3 separate regions of the Homo sapiens genome follow, and regions 2 and 3 are each linked to region 1. Evidence: read pairs that join two places in POLR2A ChIA-PET (ENCODE). Cell type or tissue: HepG2. All regions are shown on one strand.

What was found. ChIA-PET counts read pairs that join two places held together with the same protein. Peaks named below come from ENCODE experiments on the same cell type or tissue, not always from the same donor. Only the 100,000 strongest peaks of a DNase experiment are listed, where the experiment ranks them.
Region 2: POLR2A ChIA-PET joins it to region 1 with 22 read pairs; 5 of 35 experiments call an interaction of 5 or more read pairs at or near these places.
Region 3: POLR2A ChIA-PET joins it to region 1 with 13 read pairs; 5 of 35 experiments call an interaction of 5 or more read pairs at or near these places.

The regions. Positions count from the first base shown.
Region 1 is chr12:93,014,942-93,017,441 of GRCh38, reverse strand. All of the region lies in intron 3 of LINC02413 (long intergenic non-protein coding RNA 2413), which reads right to left. The region is part of intron 3 of LOC643339 (a long non-coding RNA gene); the gene reads left to right. Among named protein-coding and RNA genes, the nearest start is that of LINC02413, 25 kb to the right of the region's middle. In HepG2, a CTCF peak has its summit at 325; DNase peaks (open chromatin) are centred at 301 and 1,261.
Region 2 is chr12:93,126,417-93,128,916 of GRCh38, reverse strand. The region is part of intron 3 of LOC643339 (a long non-coding RNA gene); the gene reads left to right. Among named protein-coding and RNA genes, the nearest start is that of LINC02412, 47 kb to the left of the region's middle. In HepG2, CTCF peaks have their summits at 791 and 1,090; a DNase peak (open chromatin) is centred at 1,036; H3K4me3 peaks cover 446 bases.
Region 3 is chr12:93,121,636-93,124,135 of GRCh38, reverse strand. The region is part of intron 3 of LOC643339 (a long non-coding RNA gene); the gene reads left to right. It also overlaps the pseudogene NACAP8. Among named protein-coding and RNA genes, the nearest start is that of LINC02412, 51 kb to the left of the region's middle. In HepG2, no CTCF peak of the experiment used is centred here; DNase peaks (open chromatin) are centred at 1,325 and 1,845; H3K4me3 peaks cover 1,175 bases.

The DNA of each region.
Region 1 (2,500 bases):
CAAAGAGCATGTGAGATAATAAGCATGTGTTGCTTTAAGCTGTTAAGCGTGTGGTAGTTTGTCACACAGCATAGAAAACAAATACACAGACCATTACCTGAAAAACAAAAACAAAAACAAAAAACCTTGCTGTGTGATGATTGGAGAGACACTGGGTTCAGAGGATGGGGCAAAGCTGCTCTTATTTTTTTCCATTGGTGGAAATTAGTCTATGAGAATCCTCCTCCTTTGTGAGCAACAAGAAGGCCTTTGTTAAAAAAAAAAAAAAAAAAAAAAAAAAGCCTATCTCCCTTTGTTCTCCAGCCAGCCTCTCTCTCTCGGGTGTCCTCTAGAGTCCTAGCTCTCAAGCTCTCAGTGGAGCTGGGCAGTGGGGAATAATGTCATAGTCCCTTCAGGCTGTTATCACAAAATGCCATAGACTGGGTAGATTATAAACACAGAAATTTATTTCTCACAGTTCTGGAGGCTGGGAAGTCCAAAATTAAGGTATTGACAGATTTAGTGTCTGGTGAGGGCCTGCTTCCTCATAGCCAGTCGTTTTCTCACTGTAACCTCACATGCTAGAAGAAGCAGGGGATCTCTCTGAGGCCTGTTATATGGGGCACTAATCCCATGATGAAGGTTCCACCCTCCGGACTTCATCTAACTCTAACGACCTCCCAGAGGCCCCATTCCTAATATCATCACCTTGGGAATTAGAACTCCAACATATGAATTTCAGGGGAATGCATATTCAGTCCATTGCAGAGGGTTCAAGTCCCTTCCATTATGCCCAATGGAGGGGAAATAAAAATGGTATGGCTTCAGGGTGAAGTATCTACAGGATAAACATATCTTTCCATATCCTGATTAATTCTAATCATATATTCTCTGTATTATGATGCCTGATGTTCCTGGGGTTTTTTTTTTGTTTTTTTTTTTTTTTGCCATGTTACCAAAGACTCCCTTCTATTATTTTAGTTGGTATAAAACAGGGTCTAATTAAGTTGTTAGTTCATTACCTCACCTCCGGGAAAGAGGGAAAAGAATAAAATTTCACTGGGCCTCACCTCTTATCAGAAAAAGGTTTTATATCACTGAGAATAGGGAAACTGCAGGTTAAAGGCTAAATTCCTTTGGTTGTAATGTAATACCAAAGCTGTTCTTTTTTTTTAAGGATCAAATAAAGCCTGTACTTAAACAAATTGTGTGTGCAAATACAATCGCTGTCCCTCTTGCTGTGACATGTTTGTGCTGGCTGAAGCTTGAAGTATTCTACCACTGAAGCTCACAGGGGTTTGGGTGGAGAGCTGATCCTGGGCAAAGAGGGCAGGTGACTTATTGATTGCATGAAAATTCCCTCCCTGCAAGCAAAACAATAGCATCACTGCCATTCGTGCCTCAGCTTCATGGTGGGGCGGTAGGAGAATGTGTGTTTTGCCTGCTTTGTTGCAAGGAGGAAAGGGAGGGTTGCTCTGTCCTGGTTGAGGAGGCAAAGGTGGCATTCCTGTATTTTTGTTGGATCCCTTTGCATGAACAACCTCACCTGTCAAAACATGGTGAGAAATAGAAGTAGAACAAAGAAGAGAGAAGCAGGAACCAGTGAGAAGACAGATTGAACTGAGCCAGGACCTTAAAATACAAGCTGTAAAATGTCCGATTGCATTTTATTTTACAGCTGCTTGAACTTACCATTTTTGGCTAACGTGTATGTGTGTATTTATATATTTGTCTATATAACTAACCATGAAATTGTTATGTCTAGGCCAATGGATTTTTTTATTTTTATTTTTTAGAGACAGGGTCTTGTTCTGTCACCCCAACTGGAGTGCAGTGACATGATCATAGCTCACTGTAACCTCCAACTCCGGGACTCAAGCAATTCTCCATCCTCAGCCTCCAGAATAGCTGGGACTATAGCAGTGAGCCACTGCTCCCAGCAACAATGGATATTTTTTAATATTATCGTGTGTGTAGATATAATCATAAATATATAATTTCTGGACAACAAGTATCAAACATATTAATTTGCTTTGTGTAATGCCTTTCACCACCTAACAATAGCTAGTGATTTCCAGCTTTTTAAGACACAGCTTTATAAATGAAGTGCTTAGGCAGTGGAGTGGCTCAGGCCTATAATCCTAGCACTTTGGGAGGTTGAGATAGGCAGATCGCCTGAGGTCAGGAGTTTGAGGCCAGCCTGGCCAACGTAGTGAAACCCAATCTCTACTAAAAATACAAAAAATTAGCTGTGTGGTGGCGCATGCCTGTAATCCCAGCTGCTTGGGAGGCTGAGGCAGGATAATCACTGGAACTGGGGAGCCGGAGGCTGCAGTGAGCCGAGATCATGCCACTGCAATCCAGCCTGGGCAACAGAGCGAGACCCTGTCTCAAAACAAATAAACAAATAAATAAATAAGCAAAGTGCTTTCACATAATTATCTCAGTTAGAGGCCTGAACATCAGCTCACCCTCTTTTTCTCTGAGGACTCTTAGAACTTCCACTCTTGACTTTCAGGCC
Region 2 (2,500 bases), 110 kb before region 1:
CCACCTGCAGCGCCCAGCTCACATCATCACTTTTTAATCTGCAGAAACTCAGATTCCACAGAGAGAAATCTGTGACTACCAAGAACAATTCTTTTATAAAAATAAAATTTGTTGGATTTCTATGATAAAAACTGTAAAGAAATAGTCCCATCCCTAAGGTTGAAGAAAGGACAAGAGTCATAGGAAGTGAATGCAGGGAGGGATAATTTTGGGAAATGGTGGGGCCGAGAGTGACACTGGAGAGGAGGCCTGTGTTAGGACTGGTCCAGCGCACCACAGGGGGCCACCAGGTGTTGAGAAAGCCCTGCCTGGTGCCCAGCACTTGGCACAGCACCTGGCATAGAGCAGGTGCTCGAAAGCTTTGTTGAATGGATGGAAGTCTGGATGGAAACAGAAGCCAGGCACGGAGGCGGGCGCCAGCACAGTGACTGGAGGTGAGAAGGCATCAAACACTTGACCTACTGTGTAACTTTGCTCAGGTAAGCCCAAGAGGCAAGCACAGTGCCAAATCTCCCATCAGCAGACAAAGGAGCTGTGAGTAAACCATTCACTGTGCTGCTGCTCTGGCTAGAAAGTTTTGCTTTGGGGAAATCCTTTTCATGTTTGTTACCTATTGGTAGCAGCCCCCGTTCAATCCTCCGACCTACTCTTCCTTAGATGAACCGCCCTCACTCTCCTTCCCTATAGGGTGCCTCAGGGCGGGCCAAGCCCATCTGGGGAGCATCGCCAGCCTCCTGTGTACTGGTGCCAGAGAAAGATCAACCCGTGGCACTTTTCTGTATCTCACCAGCAGGTGCTGACAGCTGAGCCATTCCACGCACCTTCGGAGCAAAGAACTGCCGGAAACCAGGGCCAAGTTCAGAGCCTGAAATTTTTTTCAAAGGCTACAAGGAGAAACCTGGGGGGCCTGATCACACATTACATAAGCCGTATGTGAGCAGAGGATGCCACTGATGCTAGGAACCCAGTGCCTGTCGGAATTGCGCAAGGTTTACGCAGAAGCACTTAAGTGTTGCAACATGACCCCACATCTTTACCAAAAATGTGAAACATTCACGCAGCACACACTTTAAAAACACTAAAGCTTGTCTCCGCCAGGTGGCTAAGGCTGCTTGATGGGGCTGACAGGAGAGGAGCTTTGCAGGGGGGCCTGACTTACTGTAGCTCTTGGCCCAGGGAGCTGAACACGCAGTACTTTGTACCCCAATAGCCCTGGGCAGCCCAAGCCTCTGATAAAATGTACTTTTCTGTGTGTTTGTTTTTCCTGGCAGTCTCATTTTGGGTTATAAATGGCTCCTTATTTCCATCCCATAGATCCATTCTTGCCTCTGTTGCGTTCTCTTTCGGCTTTCCAAAATAACCGAAAGGTTGGTAAAATCAACGCTGGTGAACGGCTTGTTCTGACCTTGAGCAGAAGCCGAATTTCCACATTGCTCATGCCATCTACAGTTGCTCCCGTGTCCGAGAGGTTGGCTGGAAAGGCCTCCTGAAAGCAGGGGATATAATTATACTTACACTAAAGCACTTGTTGCCATTAAATGCCAGGAAGTGGCATGGACCTTCCCTTGCTCCTGCCCTGCAACCTTTTTGGAGGACTATTGGGCAATCATCAGAGGTTATAGAGTTGGAACAGCATTCCCCCCAGATAGGTCATTTTCCCTGCAGGACAGCTTGGAGGCAAATTTTATTAAGTATCAAGTAGCTGACCCAAAGCAGTATAAATAGCGAGAGAACATATGACAAACCCAGAAATGAATGTGTTTAAACCCCAGGCTGAAGATATATGATGTGTTTACTGTTATCAGCACCTGCATGAAGATATTTTTGCCCAGTAGCCATCCAGGAAAAGATGAAACATATAAGTGACGTTATTAAGGCTTAATCTTAGAAAAATAATTTTGACCCTACTTTTGGAAGTCAGTGGACCACAGAGTTAATTTGGGGAAGGGACCTGAGGATAGGTTGGATGTGATTGGCTGTCATAGGAAGTACAGACAGACACTTATAAAACATCCCAAGTTCAGCCAGTTAAGAGCCAGGGGGAAAAACATGGAACTGTAGTTTACATTGGGTAGGAACTGTAAGCAGTCACTATCAGGCAAAAGGGACTTCCAAGTTGGAATTTTTCGAGAGAGACATGGAGAACATTTTAATTCAGGCCTGTTTTCCTCCATTGTTCCCTACCTTTATTCTAGGACATACCACAGAGTACAAACCATGCTTTAGTGACATTGATCAGGCCACAGATGACTGAGTTATGAGAGGCCATGAGCTTTCCAACATCAGTTTCCTAAACCAGCTGCTTCTCATCAGTCTGGTCCCCACTGGCCAGAGCTATTGACATCCTGGAAGATAATCCTATATTCCTACAAAGGTAGGAGAAGGTTCTGGGGAGAAATAGTGTAAGTTTTTATTTTTAATTTTTGATTATTATGGGTACATAATACATGTATGTATTCATGGCAGGGGTACATGTGATGTTCTGATATAGGCATGTGGT
Region 3 (2,500 bases), 110 kb before region 1:
TCCAGAGCAAAGGCAGTTGGAGCCTGGAAGAACAAAGTAATAATATTGTAAATGCTATTATGGAATTAACAGTGTAACCATCTGAAAGCAACTTTTATTGGTGTCTCAAATGAGTGACTGCAGCTTGGTTTGAAATTTGTACTGCTTCTATCATAAATAAAGTTATGGCTTCTTGTTGGATGAAAAAAAGAAAAGAGTGCATTGTTATTTTTGATATTTTGGTTCAGTCTGTATACCATGTGTCATTTTGCCTTTGCCTCTTATGTGTAATAAACCATTCTACTTTTTTTTTTATTTATTTTTTTTTGAGATGGAGTCTTGCTCTGTTGCCCAGGCTGGAGTGCAGTGGTGTGATCTTGGCTCACTGCAACCTCCACCTCCCAGCTTCAAGCAATTCTGCCTCAGCCTCCCGAGTAGCTGGGATTACAGGTGTGTACCACCATGCCTGGCTAATTTTTTTGTATTTTTGGTGGAGACAGGGTTTCACCATGTTAGCCTGGCTGGTCTCGAATTCCTGACCTCAAGTGATCCGCCCGCCTCGGCCTCCCAAAGTGCTGGGATTACAGGCATGAGCCACTGCACCCAGCCCTAATTTTTGTATTTTTAATAGAGGTGGGGTTTCACCATGTTGGCCAGGCTGGTCTCAAACTCCTGACCTCAAATAAGGCCGCCCGCCTCGGCCTCCCAAAGTGCCTGGATTGCAGGCATGAACCACCATGCCCGGCCTTTATTTTCACTTACTATATTTTTCTAAGGACTCTGAGAAAAGTGGATAGTGTTCCCTACATTCATTGAAATGGTAGCTCTTAACATGAACTTCTACATGGTGTTATTACCTGACTACTTTGCAAATTGCATTTAGGTATTTTGAGTAATTGCTTCAGATAATTAATAATAATAATACTTATTAAGCAGAATAGTTCCTATCTCTGCACAGAGATTTGTTCTGAAAACTCAAGTCCCGTGAAACGGTACTCTGAAACCCCAGAATCATATTTCAAAACAGTTTTGACAACTGTCTTATATGTTGTAAAGATTAGCTAAGGAGAGTCATGTGCACAGGAAAAGCTAATTTGCAAAGCACATCAATAATTCAGGAATGATGTAAAACCTAACTCCTTTAGCCTTGTTAGCAAGTCGACTGCTTTGAGTGTCCACTGTGAGGCATTCTGGGAAACGAAAGGGGTCACAGAATTGGCCTCCTTGCAAATGAGCTCAAGCTAACTGGACTAGCAGGTCTAGGAAAGAGAAGTTACCTGGGCTAGGAACTGTATGAATACCGGCCCTCCCTTTCTACAGTGGAATCTTTTGAAGGTTAAGCAACAGTAAATAATCAACTAAGAATTTCTCAGAGTTGCTGCATTTACCTTCCTCTGCTTTTTTTTTTTTCTTTGCCCATGAAGATGAAGCAACTTTGGAATGAGAGCAATATTTCCTTTTAGGACTCCCTGCTTCAGACACGCAGAGAACAAGCTCAGGCCTGGCCTGGCTGGCAGAGACTGCCTGCGGGAGAGAGCTGGGCTTCAGGTATGGGTGAGGGATGGTGAGTTAGAATTTAACAGAAGGGGAGGAGAAGAAAACTCATTTGATTTTGTAAGTTTCCACACAGGCCTTTCAGCAACATCTATCAGCAAAAGAGAGGCAACAGAATCTTGCACCTTGAAAGTCACTGGGGGCAAAGAGGGTCCAGGAGTCAGCTCCTGGAATATCAGCTATAGTACAAAAAGGAAATAAGTAATGCAAAGGAAAAAGCAATACACATATGTAGAGAGACTGATCTAGAAGATCTGGCCTTGGTATCTGGGGATTGGTAATGATGTCATGGTGGTTAGCTCAGACGAGATGATGGATGATGAGTCCACTTGTATGCATCTGTATTACAAACGCAAATAAAACTTGGAATGATGTGAGTTGGCAGAAAAAACAAAGTCAATCTGTTCATTAGTGTTCTCTCCACAATGTGAAGGGGGAAAAGAGCTATTTTTTTGTGTCCAGGGAATATTGAGTTATATATAATATTCATTCAGCAAACATTTATTGAGTAATGACTGTTTGCCAGGCACTATGCTAGATGCTGAGAATGCAAGAATTGTACAAAGCCCCTCCATTGCCCACTCTCGATAAGAGGACAGCCAGAGCCAGTCACCTTTTTTGTACTATGTTTCTCTTAAGGTAAGGACAATCACGGCTCAGAACAAAAGTGCTTATCACATGTTGGTAGGCAAGTTTGCAATAATTCTTTTTCTTTGTAATGGTTTTATTACAAGCCCTGTAGTAAAACTTGGAAGATCTTTTTATGTTAGAAATCTCTCCTCTGCTACTGAATACTAAAGACTTTAGTCAAGTCTTTTAATTTCTCTGGGACTAAGTTTAAACATTTATAAAATCAGGTAATGGAAAGTAAAACTAGACTGATTTAATGAATCCTGGCTTAGGACAAGCAATAAGAGGAGGTTGAGGGCAGACAGCCACTTACTAGACACTTACAAACAGTAGGACT